Regions from separate parts of the Homo sapiens genome. Here region 1 is linked to region 2. A link is a loop called in an ENCODE intact Hi-C map of the cell type or tissue named here. Cell type or tissue: PC-9. All regions are shown on one strand. Links, peaks and the distances in the headings refer to the core of each region. The heading gives the core; the rest is flanking DNA.

Evidence for each region. A loop is a pair of places that touch in the nucleus more often than their neighbours do. Peaks named below come from ENCODE experiments on the same cell type or tissue, not always from the same donor. Only the 100,000 strongest peaks of a DNase experiment are listed, where the experiment ranks them.
Region 1: it touches region 2 in a loop (10-fold over the local background); 1 of 110 quality-filtered maps calls a loop at or near these places.

What each region holds. Positions count from the first base shown.
Region 1 is chr3:41,986,551-41,995,810 of GRCh38, forward strand. No RefSeq gene overlaps it. Among named protein-coding and RNA genes, the nearest start is that of ULK4, 29 kb to the left of the region's middle. In PC-9, for the core only: no CTCF peak of the experiment used is centred there; a DNase peak (open chromatin) is centred at 5,131; H3K27ac peaks cover 768 bases.
Region 2 is chr3:41,928,627-41,937,886 of GRCh38, forward strand. ULK4 (unc-51 like kinase 4) reads right to left here. Exons shown (of 37, transcript NM_017886.4): 4 at 7,175-7,314; 5 at 3,218-3,380. Among named protein-coding and RNA genes, the nearest start is that of ULK4, 29 kb to the right of the region's middle. RefSeq lists a silencer at 5,957-6,157. In PC-9, for the core only: no CTCF peak of the experiment used is centred there; DNase peaks (open chromatin) are centred at 4,045 and 4,835.

The sequences.
Region 1 (9,260 bases), core at 3,571-6,070, 58 kb after region 2:
CTTGAGGAACAGTGCTTGCCTTGTTAGAGGGGCCTGGTAGATACCATAGACATCAAGTGCCCTTGGGATATGAGCTGCTTATCATGAACTGAGTTAAAAGAGCCACCAAGCCATAAAGATGGGTGAGCCCAATGTTACCACATCATTAATTGCAGGCCCTACAGGTACTGGTAAGTTGCCGGAGCAGGTTGTTTACATTTCCAGCATGCCTGCTCTTGATGCACATCCACCCCTTCCTAACCTACAGCTTTTCCCTCATGGGGAGTTCCCTTTGACCACTTGACTAAAGGAAGAAAAATTTAAGCCTGGCTTGTAACTCACTCTGCAATGTTTCTTGGAACCAACCAGAAGTGTACTGCGTTACCATTGCAAGCACAGAAGAGAAAGAGACAGCCTGGGCAACATGATGAAACCCCGTCTCTACAAAAAATACGAAAAATTAGCCTGGCATGGTAGCGTGCACCTGTAGTCCCAGCTATTTGGGAGGCTGAGGTGGGAGGATCACTTGACCCCAGGAGGTGGAGGCTGCAGGGAGCTGAGATCACACCAGTGCACTTCAGCCTGGGTGACCCAGTGAGATCCTGTCTCAAAAAAAAAAAAAAAAAAAAAAAAAAGAGAGAGAGCGAATGAGATGGCCATTGAAGACTAAAGGAAAGAAAATCCTTTCAGTGAGGGGATTTTGAATAGCAAATCCACTTTCCTGGATGAGAGAAGGTCTGAGGTAAAGAGCAGCATGATTTATAGGCAGGGACTAACATCCAGAAGAAATGGAAGCCTCTAGGCCATTATTCCTCTCTTGTATTTCTATCCTGAAACAGTCTGTACAGCACTCTCCCACACACCCTTCCACTGTGTCTCCCTTCCACCATGCCCTCTGGACTCAGTCTGTCATGAGACAAATCTACTGGACATTCACTGAAGACACTGCTTCTCCTACAACTCTCTCATGCCATGGCTATTTTTTCACCTACACCACAAATGATTTTTTTCACTCTCCATCACTCCCTCGTTTTTACTTCCCCATAGCACTAAAATCGCTCTCCTCTGTATACTACCTTCCCCTTCTCATTCTTCATTAAACTCGTCTGATCAAACACAATGTTGGTTAAACTCCACTCCTCTCCTCCCTTCTGTGCCAACATAGGAGCAGAAGATGGCGGCTGGAGGAAAACACACAGCCCTGCTGACCTAGGCCTTCCTTAGATTTGTAACCCACAGCTCGCAAATGGCTTCTCAGGCCTCCACATTTTCTTAGACAATTTACTTTCTTCCGGTCTGAGCTGACTATTTCACAACTTCTCTCTCCTTTAACCTCTGGTAGTCTCATCCCTTCCCCCATTCTCCCCAGGATTATTAAGTCAATCCATTTACATGCATCTGAACCCACAAACTGTCTTTCCTCAGATACGATGGATGGTCTGCTCCTATTTAAGGGTAGCCCCTCCACTTGTTCCCTGGATCCATCCCCTTTCATCCGCACATGACCTTTGTTGTTCCAATGCCCCTCTTGAGTCATCAATGGTTCCTTTGGCATTAACCTGATGTATCTTAAATTGTCTTTTGTTAGATGTAATTTCATAAAAATAAATTAGAAAATTTGATGAAATGGATCTATTTTTAGCAAAATTCAAATTAACAAAATGGACACAAAAAGAGATAGGAAATCAAAAATAAAACAATACCCATAGAAGAAACTGAAAAATCTGTGAAAGATCTCCAGCCCCACAAAAAAGCCATATCAAGATAGAAAGCCATGTCAGGGGGAGTTTTGTCAACACAGTTTCACTAATAATATGTACATTTTAGCTAACTTGTCATAAAAGTCTTCTTATCTTTTAGAGATACACATTGAAATATTTACTTTTTTTTTTTTTTTTTTTTTTGGAGACAAAGTCTCACTCTACCACTCTATTGCCCAGGCTGGAGTGTGCTGGCATGATCTTGGCTCACTGCAACCTCTGCCTCCCAGGTTTAAGTGATTCTCCCGCCTCAGCCTCCCAAGTAGCTGGAATTGCAGGCACGCGCCACCATATCCGGCTAATTTTTGTATTTTTAGTAGAGATGGGGTTTCACCATGTTGATCAGGCTGGTCTTGAACTACTGACCTCAAGTGATCCACCTGCCTTGGCCTCCCAAAGTTCTGGGATTACAGGCATGGGATACCGCTCCTGGCTGCATTGATATATTTATGAATAAAATATGATGTCTGGGATTGGGATTTACTTCCAAACAATCCAAGGGATGAGGGACTTGAGTGAGGATTGAGATAGACTGACTTTGCGTTGATAATTCTTGAAGCTAGTGATGAATACATGAGGGCTCCTTATATAATTTGTTTTTGGTTTTTGAGACAAGAGTCTCACTCTGTCACCCAGGCTAAGAGTGCAGTGGTGTGACCTCCCAGGGTCAGGTGATCCTCCCACCTCAGCCTCTGGGTATCTGGGTAGCTGGGACTACAGGCTATGCTACCAAACCTGGCTAATTTTTTTTTTTTTAATTCTTTGTAGGGACGGAGTTTCCGCACATTGCCTAGGCTGGTCTAGAACTCCTAGATTCAAGTGATTCTCCCACCTTGCCTCCAAAGTGCTGAGATTACAGGTGTGAGCCACTGCACCCAGCCCTTTTTTTTTTTGAGAGGGAGTTTCGCTCTTGTTACCCAGTGCAATGGGGTGATCTCGGCTCACTGCAACCTCTGCCTCCCAGGTTCAAATGATTCTCCTGCCTCAGCCTCCCGAGTAACTGGGATTACAGGCACACACCACCATGTCTGGCTAATTTTGTATTTTTAGTAGAGACGGGATTTCTGCATATTGGTCAGGTTGGTGTTGAACTCCTGACCTCAGGTGATTCTCCTGCCTTGGCCTCCCAAAGTGCTGGGATTACAGGTGTGAGCTACCGCGCCCAGCCCTTTTTTAAAGAAATTTAGAGAAGAGGTCTTGTTACATTGCCCAGGGTAGAGTGCAGCGGCTATTCACAAGCGCAATCGTAGTGACTACAGCCTGGAATGCCTGAGCTCATGCGATCCTCCTGCCTCAGCCTTCCAAGTAGCTGGAACTACAGGCACAGGCCACCATGTCTAGCTATGTAATTATATATAATATGTATTTACATTTAATTTAATATAATAATTTATATAATATATAAATTATATATTATATATGAATGTATATATAATGTATATAGGTATTATATATAATGTTTATATAATATATAAATATTATATATAATGTATATATAATATACAAATATACACATATGTGTGTGCTTGTGTGTGTGTGTATATTTTTTTTTCCCTTGAGATGGAGGTCTTGGTCTGTTGCCCAGGCTGTAGTGCTAATGCAGTGGCATGATCATAGCTCTCTGCAGCCTCCAAACCCTGGGCTCAAGGAATTCTTCTACTCAGTCTCCTGGAGGAGCTGGGACTACGTGTACCATCATGCCTGGTTAATTTCTTTCTTTCTTTCTTTCTTTTCTTTCTTTTCTTTCTTTCCTTTCTTCTTTCTTTTTTTTTCTTTTTCTTTTTTTTGTAGAGATGGGGGTCTCGCCATGTTGACCAAGCTGGTCTTGAACTCCTGGCCTTAAGCAATCCTCCCACCTTGGCCTCCCAAAGTGCTGGGATTACACGTGTGAGCCACCATGCTTGGCTGTGATTCTATTTTTAAGTTTGAATTTTTTTTCATAATAAAAAGCTTTTAAAAAACTGCTGAATGTATTGGTGAGGTTGTTAATCTTGGAAAATCAAAGGATGAGATAAGGACCCTAGAGATACAATATCAGGATCATCTCTTTAAAAAGAGGTAGAAGGCTGGGCACGGTGGCTCATGCCTGTTATCCTAGTACTTTGGGAGGTTGAGGCAGGCGGATCCCTTGAGTTCACCAGTTCGAGAGCAGCCTAGGCAACATGGGGAAACCCCATCTCTACTAAAAATACAAAAATTAGCCAGGCATGGTGGTGCACACCTGTAGTCCCAGCTATTTAGAGGCTGAGGTGGGAAGATCCTTTGAGCCCAGGAGGCAGAAGTTGGAAAGAGCCGAGATTGGGCCACTGCACTTTAGCCTGAGCAACAGAGCGAGACTCTGCCAAAAAAAAAAGGAAGAAGGTCAGGCACAGTCGCTCACGCACTTTGGGAAGCCAAGGCAGGCGGATCACTTAGGGCCAGGATTTCAAGACCAGCCCAGCCAACCTGATGAAACTCCATCTCTACTAAAAATACAAAAATTAGCTGGGTGTGGTGGTGCTCATCTTTAGTCCTGGCTATTCGGATGGCTGAAGCACAAGAATCGCTTGAACCCAGGAGGCGTGGCTGCAGTGAGCAGAGATCTTGCCATTGCACTCCAGCCTGGGAGACAGAGCAAGACTCTGTCCCCACACCCCCTAACCAAAAAATAAAAATAAAAAAAAGGAACACTTAGAGAATCTTTTCTGTGGACTACATACTTCCCAGGATTTTCCCGAGAACCCATGTTACGGTAGACACCATATGATTAATACAACTTCTTAAGGTTTTCTTCCAGTAAAACAGTTTCTATTTGAATTATTTAGGAACCCAAAGAATCTGGACTACTAAGAAGTAGAGAAAATAGTGCCCTGCTAGATATAAAACTAAATTCTCACAGATATATTATTCTGTTTTCAACTCTCAGTTCTGTGCAGTTGTTGTAGTTGTCTATTCCTATGACAGAAATAATCCTTTAATTACTGTGACTTTATGTTACATTTTGCTTTCTGGTCAGGAGTGGTACCAGTTGATTTTTAAAAATAGTCTTAGATATTCGTATGTATGAATTCTTCCACAGCAATTTTAGAATACATTGTCATTTCCTTAAAATAAAATTTCTTTTTCATTTGGTTGGAATTACATAAAATTCACTGATTAATTTGGGGGTAAATGACATATCACAACATCGAGTCTTTCTATCTGGTGAACTTGTAATTACTATCCTCAGGTCTTAGTCAATTCTAATTAAACATGACAGCCTGATATTAGCTGTGCTTGGGTAGACAGTTGTGGGGCCTTGAAGTGGCATAGATTGAAAAGATGTGCAGAGGCAAGAAACCTGCAATGAGTCATTTAGTGGCCCGAGGCAAGAGGTGACAAGAATAAGGGAATGGATTTTTGGAAAACGTAAACATTTTTCAAAATCCTCAGATTTACTGGGGCAAAGGGTGGAATGAACTGCAATCAGGCCTGATAAGGACCCAGGTTGTGTGTGAGCTGACTGAGAAACACAAGAATAGAGATGTTAAGGATAACATGCTTTAGTAATAGAGTCACCTATGCTTTCTTTTTCTTTTTTGCCTTTATTTACTGTGCATTCTTTTGTTATATTTTTGCCCTTCCCACAATTTTCAAATTTCAAAAAATCACGTTCTTTCTGATGTGTTTTTGTAAATTAATTCTGTGGAGTGGCCGGGCACGCCGTGGCTCATGCCTGTAATCCCGGCACTTTGGGGGGCCAAGGTGGATGGATCACCTGGGGTCAGGAGCTCAAGATCAGCCTGGACAAGATGGTGAAACCCCCGTCTCTACTAAAAATACAAAAAAATTAGCCGGGCGTGGCGGCGGTCGCCTGTAATCCCAGCTACTTGGGAGGCTGAGGCAGAGAATTGCTTAAGCCTGGGACGCGGAGGCTGAGGCTGCACTGAGCCGAGATCGCGCCACGGCTCTCCAGCCAGGGCGACAGAGCAAGACTCCATTTCAAAAAAATAAAAAATAGCCGGGCGCGGTGGCTCACGCCTGTAATCCCAGCACTTTGGGAGGCCGAAGCGGGCGGATCACAAGGTCAGGAGACCGAGACCATCCTGGCTAACACAGTGAAACCCCGTCTCTACTAAAAATACAAAAAATTAGCCGGGCGTGGTGGCGGGCGCCTATAGTCTCAGCTACTCGGGAGGCTGAGGCAGGAGAATGGCGTGAACCCGGGAGGCGGAGCTTGCAGTGCGCCACTGCACTCCGGCCTGGGCGACGAGCGAGACTCCGTCTCAAAAATAAATAAATAAAAAATAAAAATAAAAATAAATAAAAAATAAAAAAAAATTCTATGGAGCTACATTTTCTTTCTTCCCCTACCCCCACCCCCACACTCTGAGAGCCTTCTCCCTCTCTCTATTTTGACCAGGGTCTCACTCTGTCACCCAGGCTGGAGTGGAGTGGCACGATCACGGCTCACCTGCAGCCTCTAACGCCTGGGCTCAAGCAATTCTTCCACCTCAGGCTCCTGAGTGGCCGGGACTACAGGCAATTGTCACCACGCCTGGCTAGTTTTTGTATTTTTTGTGGAGATGGGGGGTCTCTCCATGTTGTTCAGGCCGGTCTCAAGCTCCTGAGCTCAACTGATCCACCCGCCTCAGCCTGCCAGACTGCTGGGATTACAGGCATGTGCCACAGTGCCCAGCGAGGCCTTCTCTTTCTTTTTTTTTAAATTTAATTTAATTTTTTTTTTTTTTGAGACGGAGTTTCGCTCTATCGCCCAGGCTGGAATGCAGTGGCGTGATCTCGGCTCACTGCAAGCTCCATCTCCCGGGTTCACACCATTCTCCTGCCTCAGCCTCCCAAGTGGCTGGGACTACATGCACCCGCCACCATGCCCGGCTAATTGTTTTGTATTTTTAGTAGAGATGGGGTTTCAGTGTGATAGCCAGGATGGTCTTGATCTCCTGACCTTGTGATCCACCTGCCTCGGCCTCCCAAAATGCTGGGATTACAGGTGTGATCCACCACTCCCGGTCTCAAGCCTTCTCTTTCTAAAGGAGAATTTAACCTTTTAATATTTACTATAACCATTGATAACTCATTGGCCTTATTCTTGTCATATTTCATGTTTTGACTATATTATGCTTTATCAGTTTCTCCTCTATTGATTTAGGTGTCCTATAACAATTTCAGTTAACACCTAATATCTAAAAAAATTATATTTCTCCATAAAAACTATACACAGCACAGGATGAAACCTACATTTATTTATTTATTTATTTATTTATTTAGTTAGTTAGTTAGTTAGTTAGTTAGTTAGTTATAGAGGTTCTTGCTCTGTTACCCAGGCTGGAGTTCAGTGGCACAATCATAGCTCACTGTAGCCTCGACCTCCAGGCCTCAATCGATCCTCCCATCTCGGCCTCCCGAGTAGCTGGGACTATAGGTACGCACCACCACACCTGGCTAATTTTTGTATTTTTGGTAGAGACAGGGTTTTGCCATGTTGCCCAGGCCGGTCTCGAACTCCTGGCCTCAAGTGATCTGTCCGCCTTGGCCTCCCAAAGTGCTGGGATTGCAAGCATGAGCCTCCACGCCCGGGTGAAACCTCTCAATTTACCTCGTTTCTCCATCCTCTTCCTTCTCCTATGACTTCCCAGATTTTGTAGAAATAGCATATTTTAACTTGAAATTATATTTACTTTTTATACTTAAACATTTCTTTAGTAACCAATTCATTAACTATCTTCATCATATTACAAATTATTTAAACTTTTTCTTTTAAAAATATTTAACCACTATACTATGAGGAACAAATTATTTAAACTTTATTTTATTTTATTTTATTTTATTTTTTGAGATGGAGTCTCCTTCTGTTGCCCAGGCTGGAGTGCAATGGCATGATCTTGGCTCACTGCAGCCTCTGCCTCCCGGGTTCAAGTGATTCTCTCACCTCTGCCTCTGGAGTAGCTGGTACTACAGGCATGTGCCACCACGCCCAGCTAATTTTTACATTTTTAGTAGAGACAGAGTTTCACCATGTTGGTCAGGCTGGTCTCAAACCCCTGACCTCAAGTGATCCATCAGCCTTGACCTCCCAAAGTGCTGGGATTACAGGTGTGAGCCACCATGCCTGGCCAAATTATTTAAACTTTAAATCATACTGGTTTCAATGTTTATCACTATTTTTAAAATAAACCTTTTATATTAGAATAATTTTAGATTCACAGAAAAATTAAAAAGATAATACAAATTGTCTCCATATGCCCCACGCCCAGTTTCCCCTACTATTAACCTCTTACATTAGTATGGTACATTTGTCATAATTAATGAACATATACTGATGCTTGTTATTAATGATAGTCCTCATTTTGTTCATATTTACTTAGTTGTTACTGAATGTCCTTTTTCTGTTCCAGGATCCCATCCAGGATACCCCATTACATTTAATCATCTTGTCTCTTTGGGTTCTGCCTCTGACAGTCTTTCATACTTTCCTAGTTTCTGATGACCTTTCAATTTTGAGAATTGCTGATCAGGTATTTTTAGACTGTCACTTAATTGGTATTTGTCTGATCTTTTTCTCATAACCAGACTGGGGCTATTGGTTTTGGGGAGGAGGAGCATGGAGATAAAGGAGATAAAGTGCCATTCCCATCACATACTACTAAGGGAACATACTATTGGCATGACTTATTACTGTTGAGTCAATCTTGATCACCTCACTGCCTGAGGAAGTGTTTGTCAACTGTCTCCACTGTGAAGGTACTCTTTTTTTGTTTGTTTGTTTTTGAAACAGAGTCTCACTCTGGAGTGCAGTGGCGCAATCCCAGCTCACTGCAACCTTCATCTCCCGGGATCAAGTGATTCTCCTGTCTTCTGCCTCAGCCTCCCGAGTAGCTGGGACTACAGGTGTGCACCACCATACCCGGCTAATTTTTGTATTTTTAGCAGAGACAGGGTTTTGCCATGTTGGCCAGGCTGGTCTCGAACGCCTGACCTCAGGTGATCTGCCCACCTTGGCCTCCCAAAGTGCTGGGATTACAGGCATGAGCCACGATGCCCAAGCCATACTGTACTCTTTTGAAGGAAGTCACTAAGCACAGCCCACACAGACAGAGTGGGAGTTATGCTCCATCTGTTAGAAGTGGAGTTCTACATACTTTATTTGGAATTCTTCTGTATGGGAGATTTTTTTTCTTCTTCCCCATGTATTTATTCATTTATGTATTTATGTCAACATGGATTCATGGATATTTATTTTGTACTTTGAGTTATAATCCAATACTACTTTATTTATTTTGTTGCTCAAATTCTTCCAGCTTTGGCCACTGGAAACTTTTTCAGTTGACTCCCATGCCCCTTTGACATAAACCCCATGATTGTGGGTTTAGTTTTTGTTTTAGTATGTCTTTACTTCCTGGCATTACAAGATACTCCAGGTTCATCTTGCATCACTGTGTTTTGCATGTGGTCTTTTAGCCTTTTTATTCGGATTATTATTATTATTAATTTTTATTCATTTTTTTTTGAGTCGGAGTCTCACTTGGTCACCCAGGCTGGAGT
Region 2 (9,260 bases), core at 3,623-6,122:
CAAACACAATAAAAAATGATAAAGGAGATATTACCACTGATCCCACAGAAATACAAAGGAACCATCAGAGAATACTATAAACACCTCTACACAAATAAACTAGAAAATCTCGAAGAAATGGATAAATTCCTGGACATATACATGCTCCCAAGTCTAAACCAGGAAGAAGTCAAATCCCTGAATAGACCAGTAACAAGTTCTGAAATTGAGGCAGTAATTAATAGCCTACCAATCAAAAAATGTCCAGGACCAGAAAGATTCACAGCCGAATTCGACCGGAGGTACAAAGAGGGGCTGATAACATCCCTTCTGAAACTATTACAAACAATATAAAAAGAGGGACTCCTGCTTACTAACTCATTTTATGAGGCCAGCATCATCCTGATACCAAAGCCTGACGGAGATATTAAAAAAAAAAAAATTTCAGGCCAATATCCCCGATAAACATCGATGTGAAAATCCTGAATAAAATACTGGCAAACTGAATCCAGCAGCACATCCAAAAGTTTATCCATCATGATCAAGTCAGCTTCATCCCTGGGATGCAAGGCTGGTTCAACATACACAAATCAATAAATGTAATCCATTACATAAACAAACCAATGACAAAAAACCACATGATTATCTCAATAGATGCAGAAAAGGCCTTCAACAAAATTCAACACCGCTTCATGCTAAAAACTCTCAATAAACTTGGTATTGATGGAACGTATCTCAAAATAATAAGAGCTATTTATGACAAACCCACAGCCAATATCATACGGAATGGACAAAAAAGGAAAGCATTCTCTTTGAAATCCGGCACAAGACAAGGATAACCTCTCTCACCATTCCTATTCAACATAGTATTGGAAGTTCTGGTCAGGGCAATCAGGCAAGAGAAAGAAATAAAGGGTATTCAAATAGGCAGAGAGGAAGTCAAATTGTCTCTGCAGATGACATGATTGTATATTTAGAAAACCCCATCGTCTCAGCCCAACATCTCCTAAAGCTGATAAGCAACTTCAGCAAAGTCTCAGGATACAACATCAATGTGCGAAAATCACCAGCATTCCTATACACCAATAACAAACAAACAGAGAGCCAAATTATGAGTGAACTCCCATTCACAACTGCTACAAAGAGAATAAAATACCTAGGAATCCAGCTTACAAGGGATGTGAAGGACCTCTTCAAGGAGACTACAAACCTCTGCTCAAAGAAATAAGAGAGGACACAAACAAATGGAAAAAAATTCTATCCTCATGGATAGAAAGAATCAAAATCATGAAAATGGCCATATTGCCCAAAGTAATTTATAGATTCAGAGCTATCCCCATCAAGCTACCATTGACTTTCTTCACAGAATTGGAAAAAACTACTTTAAATTTCATATGGAACCAAAAAAGAGCCCGCATAGCCAAGACTATCCTAAGCAAAAAGAACAAAGCTGGAGGCATCGCACTACCTAACCTCAAACTATACTACAAGGCCACAGTAACCAAAACAGTATGGTACTGGTACAAAAACAGATATATAGATCAATGGAACAGCACACAGACCTCGGAATAGAGATCTACAACCATCTGATCTTTGACAAACCTGACAAAAACAAGCAATGGGGAAAGGATTTCCTATTTAATAGGAAATCCTATTGTGTTGGGAAAACTGGCTAGCCATATGCAGAAAAATGAAACTGGACCCCTTCCTTATACTCTATACAAAAATTAATTCAAGATGGATTAAAGACTTAAATGTAAGACTTAAAACCATAAAAACTCTAGAAGAAAACCTAGGCAATACCATTCAGGATATAGGCATGGGCAAATACTTCATGACTAAAACACCAAAAGTAATGGCAGCAAAAGCCAAAATTGACAAATGGTATCTAATTAAACTAAAGAGCTTCTGCACAGCAAAATAAACTAGCATCAGAATGAACAGACAACTTACAGAATGGGAGAAAATTTTTGCAATCTACCCATCTGACAAAGTTCTAATATCCAGAGTCTACAAGAAATTTAAACAAATTTACAAGAAAAAAGCAAACAACCCCATCAAAAAGTGGGCAAAGGATATGAACAGACACTTCTCAAAATAAGACATTTATGCGGCCAACAAACATATGAAAAAAAGCTCACCAGCACTGATCATTACAGAAATGCAAATCAAAACCACAATGAGATACCGTCTCACACCAGTCAGAATGGCAATTATTAAAAAGTCAAGAAACAAAAATGCTGGCAAGGCTGTGGAGAAATAAGAATGCTTTTGGACTGTTGGTGGGAATGTAGATTGGTTCAACCATTGCGGAGGACAATTCCTCAGGGATCTAGAACCAGAAATACCACTTGACCCAGCAATCCCATTACTGGGTATACACCCAAAGGATTATAAATCATTCTACTATAAAGACATATGCACACGTATGTTTATTGCGGCACTATTCACAATAGCAAAGATGTGGAACCAACCCAAATGCCCATCAATGATAGACTGGATAAAGAAAATGTGGCACATATACACCACAGAATACTATGCAGCCATAAAAAAGGATGAGTTCATGTCCTTTGCAGGGACATGGATGAAGCTGGACGCCATCATTCTCAGCAAACTATCACAAGAACAGAAAACCAAACACCACATATTCTCACTCGTAAGTGGGAGTTGAACAATGAGAACACATGGACACAGGGAGGGGAACATCACACACCGGGGCCTGTCAGGGGGTAGGGGTCTAAAGGAGGGATAGCATTGGGAGGAATACCTAATGTAGATGACAGGTTGATGGGTGCAGCAAACCACCATGGCACATATATACCTATGTAACAAACCTGTATGTTCTGCACATGTACCCTAGAACTTAAAAAAAAAAAAAAAAAAGAAAGAAATATGTTTCAACTGCAGAATATCATTCACTCAACTAATTTCTATTGAGCCGCTAATGTGCCAGGCACCATTCCCTTCCTATGTGCTAATGAGTGCTCAGTAAAACATAAAGCTGAGGACGAAATACAGGTTTTGTTAAGGTTCCCCAGGCCTTACAGAGTAGATCCACATTGAATACTTTAGGCCATGGACAAAGCCATTCCTATGCCCAGACTATGTCTGCTGGTCATTACCATTTTCAATATCTTATTTGAGTGGCAAAACAAAAGACTGACATTGTCTCCTAAACACAGGACTTGGATGGTCCACAACTAGAGTTATGATCTTTAAGCTTTCCAGGTCCACATACCTTTGACTCTACTTTTCATGCTTTTCTTCAGGACATTTTCCCCATTATCACCTCCTCCTTCCTCTGCTGCCACCAAAGCAAAGAACTCTTCCAAATTTTCACCTTCCACTTTTGCCAAGCAAAAGTTGCTAAACTTCAGTGTGCCAGGCCCTTCCAAGAGTATCTATGAAGATCAAATAAATGTTTTCAGAAAAAAAATCAACTTAATTTGTACATATATCAGTACCTCTTATAATTGTACTAAAGAACTTTTCAGCATTGCTATTCTTTATCAGAACTCAGAAAAATAAATGCTTATAATTTTTTTAAAAGCTAAAGAAAAATAAATCCAACTTTTTAATAATCAAATAAAAAATTAAATTGTTCATTCTCAGATGTATATAATGAACACATCATATAACCATAGTGGAAAACTTCAGGTTTGGGGAAAGATTAACAACGATGAAAATAAAACAATCTGCCCTTGCCAACTCTCAGTGTCAGCTATAACAGGATTTGAAAACCCAACTGCCTGAGGTGTTGTTTATTCAAGTGAGGAAGCATAATGTAGCATTAAGATTAAAGTTGGAGATCTGGATTTTAGACCCAGGTCCACCATTTACTTGCTGTCTGACCTTAAAGAATTTATTTAACCTTTCTAATCCCCAATCTCTTCACCTGTAAAATGGGAAAAATAATACCTAACTCTTCAGACTGCTGTAAGGATTAATCGAAGTTATGCAAGTAAAGGGTTTGTAACAGTCACTGGCATGTGACAAGTGCTCAAGTCTGCTAATATAATTTGTGATTAGAATCTATGGATTGTTGAAAACATGCCAGTAACTAATGTTCTGTTACTTTTATTATTTCCCGTATTAAAAGTATTTCTACATAGGTACAATGGGTCAGGTGGCTTTGTGGTTTTTCAAGGCTATGTAGGGTCAAGTGCAGTGCCTCACACCTGTAATCCCAGCACTTTGGAAGGCTGAGGCAGGCAGATCACCTAGGGCCAGGAGTTCAAGACCAGCCTGGCCAACATGGTGAAACCTTATCTCTACTCAAAATACAAAAATTAGCTGGGCATGGTGGCAGGCACCTATAATCCCAGCTACTCAGGAGGCTGAGGCACGAGAATCGCTTGAACCTGGGAGGCAGAGGTTGCAGTGAGCCAAGGTTGCGCCACCGCACTCCAGCCTGCATGAGAGCGAGACCCTGTCTAAAATAAAATAAATAAAATAAAGGCAATGTGAAGTTAACTCTTAACTTCTAGTCACAAATACATACTAAGGATGTCTGTTGGTCTACAACAGTGGCTTTTAAACTTGTGTGAGCATCAGAATCCCCTGGAAGACTTGTTAAAGCACAGACTACCAGTCACTACCCCCAGAGTTTCTGATTCAACAGGTCTGGATGGGGCCCATTTCTACCAAGTGCCAGGTCAACCTAATGCTGCTGGTCCAGAGGACCACTGGCAGGGATCAGCAAACTTTTTTGTTGTTGGTAAAGAGCCAGCTAGTAAATATTTTAGACTTTACGAGCCATACAGTCTTTTGTACTTCAATGTCATTTCATTTCAATGGAATCTCATACTTCAATTATGTTGTTGCACAATGGTAGCCACTGACATTACATAAACCAAAGGTTGTGGCTGTGTTCCAGTGAAAGTTTATATACAAAAATAGGAATCCTGCCCAACCTTCGCTAACCCCTGTTCTAGAACACAAGTTTAGGTTACAAAGCAGCCTGAATTTTTCAGATCATAACAGCTGATAATAAATCTCATTAAACAACTCCCGGATAGATATCAGCAAACTACAGCCTCTGGGACAAACCCTGGCCACTGCCTTGTACAGCTATGAACTAAGAGTGTTGGATTTTTTTTTTAAGCCGTATCTGAAAACTGCCACACACAAAAAATTAATAAAAAAAAAATAATGTGGTTTTTAGCCAGGCATGGTGGCTCACGCCTGTAATCCCAGCACTTTGGGAAGCCAAGGCAGTAGGATCACCTGAGGTCAGGAGTTTGAGACCAGCCTGGCCAACACGGTAAAACCCCGTCTCTACTAAAAATACAAAAATTTGCCACACACCTGTAGTCCCAGCTACTTGGGAGGCTAAGGCAGGAGAATCGCTTGAACCTGGCATGCTGAGTTTGCAGTGAGTTGAGATCACACCACTGCACTCCAGCCTGGGCAACAGAGTGAAACTGTGTCTCAAAAAAAATAATAATAAAATAAAAAAATTTTAAAAATGTGGTTTTTATATTTCTAAATGGCTGAGAAACAAATCAAAATAATATTTCTAGACATGTAACAATGAATTACATGAAATCCACATTTCCATATCCATAAATGAAGTTACTGAAATACAGCCACATCCAGGTATTTACAAATTGTCTACAGCTGCTTTCAGCACTACAATGACAGTTGAGTAGCTGCAGACTTGAGGCACATACATGATAATTTCAAACAAGAACTACAATTCATTATACAGGATTTTATGGAGTTTTCTTTTTTAGGTTTAATTATATTCTCATACAGATGGCCTGCAAAAATAAAATTCTTAAATGAAATATCCAGCTTTTTCTTTCCTTGGCACATATTAAAGAAAAAGTAAAAACTCAGACCAGTAATATGTACAATTCCTCAGAGGATGTACTTATAAACACAATAACTGACATCACTGTGAGCACACTACTTACCAAAAAGTATCCTAGAAACTTAACCTAAATATAATAGGTAATCCTCACAAATATCTTGAAAAATCTATCTCCATGTGACAAAGAAACTAAGGCAAAGAGAAGCAGGGTAATTTGTCCGGGTTCACATGGCTTCTAAGTGTTAGTGTTGATTGCAACTCAGAAACCAAGTAGGTTTCATGACTCTACTATACTGAAGCACATTTAGTTATGGATAATTAATTTTACCAAAAGAGAAAATATTTGATCCATAATATCAGGAATCATACACATATAGCCAAGAATGCCACTATCAAACTAAAATAATGGTTCATAAATGTGTACAATGACTTAAGAGCTAAGAGGGCCTTATCTTATAGACATATTGGGTTCATCATTTACAATATAGGTTAGTGCATTAAGTAATTACTCAAAGAGCTCTGAAAGGGAGACTTCACATTCAAAAAGCAACTTAGGCAGCTAAAATACTGTACCATATATTTCCTTTTATTTATTAATTTTTTTTTTTTTTTTTTTTTGAAATGGAGTCTCGCTCTGTCACCCAGGCTGGAGTGCAGTGGCATCAGCTCACTGCAACCTCTGCCTCCCGGATTCAAGCAATTCTCCCTGCCTCGGCCTCCCAAGTAGATGGAATTACAGGCGCTCACCACCATGCCCAGCTATTTTTTGTGTTTTTATTTATTTATTTATTTTTTTTTTTTTTTTTTTTTTTTTTTTTTTTTTTTGAGACGGAGTCTTGCTCTGTTGCTAGGCTGGAGTGCAGTGGCACGAACTCAGCTCACTGCAGCCTCTGCCTCCCAGGCTGAAGCAATTCTCCTGCCTCAGCCTCTCAGATAGTTGGGACTACAGGAGCGCACCACCACGCCCAGCTAAATTTGTATTTTTTTTTTAGTTGAGATGGGGTTTCACCATGTTGGCCAGGATGGTCTCCATCTCTTGACCTCGTGATCCGCCCGCCTCAGCCTCCCAATGTGATGGGATTATAGGCGTGAGCCACCGCGCCTAGCCTTTTATGTTTTTAGTAAAGATGGGGTTTCATCATGTTGGCCAGGCTGGTCTCGAACTCCTGACCTCAAGTGATCCGCCCGCCTCAGCCTCCCAAAGTGCTAGGATTACAGGCATGAGCCACCGTGCCCTGCCTCCTTTTATTTTAAAAAAAGATTAACTAAAATTTCAAGATATTCTATACCAAAATTTTATCCAAAAATAACAACATCTTTGAGAAAGCACTCTAATTTGAGACAGAAGCAGTTAGAAAATCAAAAACTTTCATGAATTACCTTCCTAGGAGAAATGTCACAAAAGAGAATGCCAAGTTTATGAAGATGATGTAATCCACTAATCAGGTCAATTCCAAATTCTCTCACAACATCTTCTGGGAGGTTTTCATCTTGAGCAATAACTGTTTTTAAGGAACCACCTGCAAGAGGTTGATTAAAATCACCCATTTCAACCCCCTACCATCACAGAGTGCCCCTGAGAGGTTCCACGCTGACAGATACGAACATTAAAAAATGATCAAGACAGTAAACGCTGACAGCCTGGTCAAGGAACACACATGTGAGTAAATACAGTGGCCCGAGCACTGCAACAGAAGTCTATGCCCAAGCACCAGAGACAGATTCAGGAAAGTGCCTGCTCCCTATGGATGAATGGTGAGAAGCAAGCAGGTAAGATGAAAGGATAATAACCCTAACAGCTATAAATACTAATGGTAAATACCCCAAAACTGTGCACTTAAATCACATTATGCAAAGTATAGTATCGTTTACTGTTGTGCAGTCAGGTCACATTCTGCAAAGTACTGCATGGCAAAAAAGACTATGCCTTTCCTTAACAGATAATCACAACCCTTAGCACGCGCCATTGATGAAATAAAAGGCCAAAGTCAGGCACATTGAGAATCCCATTGCTATATTCTTCCAAGGTCCCAGTTACTTCTCTACCATCTAAGTGCCAGAAATAAACTTTTTTTTAAAGGGTCAAGATTACAACAGCCAATCCATCAACAGATGAATGGATAAAGAAAATATGATACATATACACAATGGAGTACTATTCAGCCATAAAAAAGAGATTTTGTCATTTGCAACAACACAGTTGGAACTGGAGGTCATTATGTTAAGTGAAATAAGCCAGGCACAGAAAGACAAACATCGCATGTCCTCACTCATTTGTGGGAGCTGAAAATTAAAACAATTGGAATCATGGAGATAGAGAACAGAAGAATGGCTACCAGAGGTTGGGAAGGATAGTGGGGAGGTGGTGGGGGAGTGGGGATGGTTAATGGGTACAAATAAATAGTAAGAATGAATAAAAACTAGTATTTGATAGTACAACAAGTAGCTAAAGTCAATAATAACTGTACATTTTAAAATAACTAAAAGAATATAATTGGATTGTAACACAAAGGATAAACGCTTGAGGAAATGGATACCCCATTTACCCTGATGTGCTTATTACACACTGCATGCCTGTACCAACTATCTCATGTGCCCCATAAATATTAATACACACACATACTATATACCTACAAAAATTAAATATTAATACAACAGCCAAATTCAGTAAAAGTAAAGTTTCTGCTGGCATTGAAAAGTTGAATATGAATTACTATGATGAAGGGAAGAGGTATTTGGGGTTTTATTTTGTTTTGGTGGGTGACGTGCAGTTACAAACGTAGGCATGTTTTACAGTTAGGATATTACATCTGGTCAGAGATCAGAAACAACAGCTGAAGCAAAAAACTAATTCCAGGACTGTGTCTTGATAACCTTGTCCATGTGTACATCCATGGAAGTAATCAACCATAATCCTGTCCTATTGATTCAGAAAAATAAAATCAAATAAGTTATTAATCCAAATTACTTCTTTAAGTTTTATAAATTCTAAGTATCAATATAAGTTAGATGCATAAAGCTAGTAATAATTATATCAATATTCAATTATCCTTTATTGTTACTCAATGTATAAACAGAAGTACACTAACAGTAATACCTATTAATAGTTAATAGTAGTACTTAGCAGTGGTTATTACATTTTTTCCCTGTTAAAAATTTTGAAACTAAAAGCCCAGATAATATGTATTTAGTCACCTTTCTCCCTGTATATGGTCCTAGAAAGCTATATGAAGCAATAGCTATAACTTGTTATCTCTAATTATTTGTTGGTTCATCTTTGTACTTTTTCACATTGCTGAAAATTTTATGAGGTACAGTATGCTTTTCATAAAAACAAAGATACTTTATAAATTTATTAGCTAATTAATAGCTAGTCAACTTAAAATGTTTGTTTTTATTTATTGGGAAAACGTTTTTGATAAATTAATCATCACTTTAAAACATTTCTAAATTTTTATGTATATAA